Regions from separate parts of the Mus musculus genome. Here region 1 is linked to region 2. A link is a loop called in an ENCODE intact Hi-C map of the cell type or tissue named here. Cell type or tissue: left cerebral cortex. All regions are shown on one strand.

What was found. Hi-C counts contacts between places; a loop is a spot of excess contacts. Peaks named below come from ENCODE experiments on the same cell type or tissue, not always from the same donor. Only the 100,000 strongest peaks of a DNase experiment are listed, where the experiment ranks them.
Region 1: a loop joins it to region 2, with 2.1 times the contacts of the local background. A loop is called at or near these places in 2 of 42 quality-filtered maps.

Annotation. Positions count from the first base shown.
Region 1 is chr11:119,303,964-119,306,463 of GRCm38, forward strand. No RefSeq gene overlaps it. Among named protein-coding and RNA genes, the nearest start is that of Card14, 2.6 kb to the right of the region's middle. In left cerebral cortex, a CTCF peak has its summit at 1,559 (motif pointing right); a DNase peak (open chromatin) is centred at 1,573.
Region 2 is chr11:119,434,954-119,437,453 of GRCm38, forward strand. It overlaps Rnf213 (ring finger protein 213), which reads left to right. Exons shown (of 68, transcript NM_001040005.3): 25 at 1-150; 26 at 958-2,107. Among named protein-coding and RNA genes, the nearest start is that of Mir1932, 46 kb to the left of the region's middle. In left cerebral cortex, a CTCF peak has its summit at 1,145 (motif pointing left); a DNase peak (open chromatin) is centred at 1,152.

The DNA.
Region 1 (2,500 bases), 130 kb before region 2:
AAAGGCCACAGCCACTCTGCCAGGACCAGAGTCAAACTGAGCAAGAGCCTCACCACCTCCTGGGCAGGTGGAGCCTGCTGGCCTCAGGCTTCTCACATCTCCACATGTCCCTGCCTCATGTAAGAAGGCTCTCCTCACTGAGGCTCGGGCACTCAAAGCTCTAGGTAGTTCTAGGAAACACAAAGAACGTTGCCACACAACGGGGGGCACTAAGTCTCTACCCTAAAAGACAGGCCCGGCACAATGGCACACGCCTGTAGTCTCTGGCACTCAGGAGGCTGAAGCAGGTGGAAGATGAGTTCCTAACCAGCCTGGGCTTTGGGGGGCAAGGGAGCTCGCATGCACACACAACCAAGCACACCCAGCATGATAGCACAGGGCAGCCTGTGATCCTGATGCTCAAGGGGCAGAGGCAGGAGTTTCATTCCAAGTTCAAGACCATTCTCAGCTTCTACTGAGCTCCAGGCCAGCCAGAGCCACCCATAAAGAGCTGTCTCAAAGTGCAACAAAAGTCTGAAAGACAGAAACCATAAAGAAAAATATATAACCTCTTTAGACTCCAGGAGCTACAGACACAAAGCAGAAACTCCAACTAACTCGCTGCAGAAAGCCTCAGGGCACACTGCTGGTAGTTACCCAGTGTCCCTCAGGATTGCAACTGGGAGTCACTTCCAGGAACAGGAACACAGCTTCTGACACCACTCAAGGTGGTCACAGCAGGCTGAGAGGAGCTAACACCTTGACAGTATGGCTTATGGTAGTGGTGATCAGAGTGGAAAAGGGACAGGTGCTGACCCCAGGCCAGCCAGAGGGCAACTTTGGGCAATATTGCTCTTCTCTCTAATGTCCTAGAGGCCAGGACGGCTGGAGTACGCCTTGGAATCACCCCGTAGCATGAGTGGAAATGGAAGAACTGGCCAAGTGGGCCACCCTGGGAGAGGAAAGATTAGACACACCAGGGCCTGCAAAGCAGCAGGCTGGAGGAGAGTCCATGCGGAGTGGAGGTGGGGTTACACGGAGGACTGGCGTGTCACAGACCACTGCTCATGGGCACAAGAATCCCAGGACTTTTCCCAACCCATTGCCTTCAGTTTCTCAGCACTCAGCCAGAAGCCTAAGCAGGCAGGGTGCAGCGCACCCGACTCCCTGCCCGCCACCGGGTGCCAATGCAGCGAGTGTGCCAGGGCAAGGCAGGAAGTCAAGTCCACAGAGCAGCGGCAGAGCGAATCGCTGTCTGCTGCTCCTCCAAGCTCCGCATAGTCAGGCAGATGAAGGGGGAGGACCTACTGGCATTTGCACATTCCCAGTGTCAACTCCCTGCAGGACAACAGAAGTCAGTGCCCAGTGTCACACCACCACACTTAGCACGCTCTCTAGTGCATGCAGGAAGGCTCCCCCAACCACCACCGCCACTCTCCTAGCCTAGGATGGTCTGGAATTCATGACCTCCTCACTCTGCCCCCTGAGTACCAGGAACTACAGGTCTATGCCACCATGCCTGCCCTTGATTAAATATACAGTCTTCGGCCTACATGTATGCCTGTAGGCCAGCAGAGGGCACCAGATCTCATTCTAGATGGCCATGTCTTTGCTGGGAATGGAACTCAGGACCACTGGAAGAGCAGTCAGTGCAATTAACCTCTGAGCCATCTCTCCAGCCAGCCTCTGGTTTTTTAAGGGCAGTGACTGAGTGGGCCCTCCTCCTTCATGTGGCACGGCAGCAGTTCTTTGCCTTTCCTAGGTTTATATAAAGCTTTCTATTTCTGAGCCTTAGTGAGGAGAGCCTTCTTACATGAGGCAGGGGCATGTGGAGATGTGAGAAGCCTGAAGCCAGGGGGGCTCCACCTGCCCAGGAGGTGGTGAGGTTCTTGCTCTGTTTGACTCTGTGGTCCTGGCAAAGTGGCTGTGGCTTTTCCTCATCAGGGGGACTAGCCTGAGACCTGGGAGACTAGCCTGAGACCTGAAGAGCAGATGAAAATCCCTAAGGTCCTCCCACCCAGGCAGGAAGAACATCCTTCCACCCTGATCAGCATCTATCAGCCTGACATAGTTTTATCCATTCACTCAGGCAATATTCATGTGTGGGGCCGTGGGTGTAGGGGGAGAGAGGGGAGGGAGAGAGCCTTTCCACGCAGCCCCGGGTGGGCATCTGGTTGTGTGAAGCCACTGACCTCACACCTGAGGGGGTGGATAAGGGGCAGCCCCCAGTACCAGGTTCTCGCTGGATGCGGCGGAGGAGCTGAGAACAGAATAGGGGCCCCGGGGCAGCACTAGGCCCTGGAGATATAGGAAGAGGGGGCAGGGGGAAAGAGGAGGGGTGCTGGGTGGTTCCCACACAGGCCAAGTCCTTAGTCTGGGTCTTGATGAGCAGAGACAGTCTATGGTTTTAGAGCTTTATTGTAGAAAGGCAGGGGAAAAGAGAGGAGATATAAAGAGAGAGAGACCAGCCGTGGCCAAGAGGAGAGAAGGGGAAAAGGAGAGAGAGAGAGAGAGAGAGAGA
Region 2 (2,500 bases):
CTCCGCCTCCTCCTCCCTGATGGCCATGGTTACCCCGAGGCATTGCGCACCTACTCCACAGAGGAACTGAAGGAACTTTTAAATAAGCTGATGCTCATGTCTGGAAAGAAAGACCACAACAGCAATACAGAAGTGGAGAAGTTTTCAGAGGTGAGCAGATAGGTTTGTGCTGCTGCCCACAGGGGCCACTTTGGCGTCAAGCTAGGCCAGTCACTTTTGTTACTGAGCTATGGAAAGGGTCTGTGTAGGCTTTTGGTCAACACAGCTCTGCCATGGGTCTGCAGGATGTAGTACCCCGATTCACAACGCCAGAGACATATCTGAAGTAGGGTAGACCCTATGAGCAGCAGGTCCTCCTCAGGAGCCTCAGGAGGAACTGTGACCAGCTGTGGAGAAGAGATGGCCAACAGATATTCTTAGAAACAATCACCTCACTGCCTCCATACTCCTGTTGAGGTAGGAGGGTCTTGAATTTGAGGCCAGTCTGGAAATACGAGACCATGCCTTTACATACAAACACACACATACCCATACAGTCTTTACATTGACATCCTTTGTCTTTCCCTGGACATGGTGGCACACATCTTTAGTCTCAGCATTTGAGAGGCAGAGGCAGGAGGAATCTTTATAAGTTCAAGGCCAGTCTGGTTCCCTAGTGAATTCTAGGATATCTAGGGATACGTACTGAGACCCTGTCTCAAAAAAAAAAAAAAAAAAAAACAAAAAAAACAAAAAGAGAAAAAGAAAAAGGCAAAAAGGCGATGGGTGCTCCTTGTTAAGCCGATCGAATAACTATGGAGAGGCTGTGGTGTGATGACTATTAGGCAGATTTCTGTGAAAAGTGAGCTAGCCTAAGCCCTTTACCACTCCAAAGGCTTAATAGCAGGCAGGTGTGTGTAGGGTAGTGTGTCTTCCCCACAGGCGTGTGCTTTGGCCTCATGGTTCCCTTTCCCCCAGGTCTTCAGCAACATGCAGCGGCTTGTACATGTCTTCATAAAACTGCACTGCGCGGGCAACATGCTGTTCAGGACTTGGACTGCTAAGGTCTACTGTTGCCCTGACGGGGGCATCTTCATGAACTTTGGCTTGGAGCTGCTGAGCCAGCTGACAGAGAAGGGAGATGTCATACAGCTCCTGGGAGCCCTCTGCAGGCAGATGGAGGACTTCCTAGATAACTGGAAAACAGTGGTCGCCCAGAAGAGAGCTGAACACTTTTACCTCAACTTCTACACAGCTGAGCAGCTGGTCTACCTAAGCAGTGAGCTCAGGAAACCCAGACCTAGTGAAGCTGCCCTCATGATGCTATCCTTCATTAAAGGCAAATGCACTGTCCAGGACCTCGTACAAGCTACCAGTGCCTGTGAAAGCAAGGCTGACAGATACTGCCTGCGGGAGGTTATGAAAAAGTTGCCCCAGCAGCTGCTTTCTGAGCCCAGCCTAATGGGCAAGCTTCAGGTTATTATGATGCAATCCCTCGTGTACATGAGTGCCTTCCTGCCACACTGTCTGGACCTGGATGCCCTGGGTAGATGCCTTGCTCATCTGGCCACGATGGGTGGCACTCCTGTGGAGCGGCCACTCCCCAAAGGCCTGCAGGCTGGCCAGCCTAACCTGATCTTGTGTGGCCACTCGGAGGTGTTGCCAGCTGCACTGGCCATCTACATGCAGGCCCCCAGGCAGCCCCTGCCCACCTTTGATGAGGTGTTGCTCTGCACCCCAGCGACCACAATTGAGGAAGTGGAACTACTCCTGCGGCGCTGCCTCACTTCGGGCTCCCAGGGGCACAAGGTCTACAGCTTGCTGTTTGCAGACCAGCTGAGCTATGAAGTGGGCTGCCAGGCAGAGGAGTTCTTCCAGAGCCTGTGCACACGAGCGCACCGTGAAGACTACCAGTTGGTGATACTCTGTGATGCTGCCCGGGAGCACTGCTATATCCCCTCCACCTTCAGCCAGTACAAAGTGCCCCTGGTGCCCCAGGCCCCGCTCCCGAACATCCAAGCTTACCTGCAGAGCCATTATCAGGTCCCGAAGCGGCTCCTGTCAGCAGCAACTGTATTCAGAGACGGGCTGTGTGTTGGCATCGTGACCTCTGAAAGAGCTGGCGTTGGTAATGAAAGAGGTCCCCTCTCCCAGATACTGCCCACTGACACTTCCTTCTCTAGCAAGGCTGACTCTGATGAAGCCCTTCTTCAGGGGTTTGGCTCTTCCTTAGCTGTAAGCCACTGAGAACTCTGTCCTCTCACAGTTCCTGACCACCTCCTTCAGACTTTGTTGCAGTTTCTTTCCTCTGGGAGTGCTGCTGGCTTCTGGCATCAGTGCTGGTTGTGGTTGAGTGAGAAAAAACCCTGACCATGCTTCAGTTGCTGTTTGTTTCCTTTCATCCTGTCCTCTCTTCCTTGAACAACCCTTTTCTGTTGGGAGAATTTGGTTCCCCACACTCTACCTTTGGCCATCGCTGACTTGCGCCGTCAGTAGTCAGGAAAAGGGCAAAGTTGGTCAG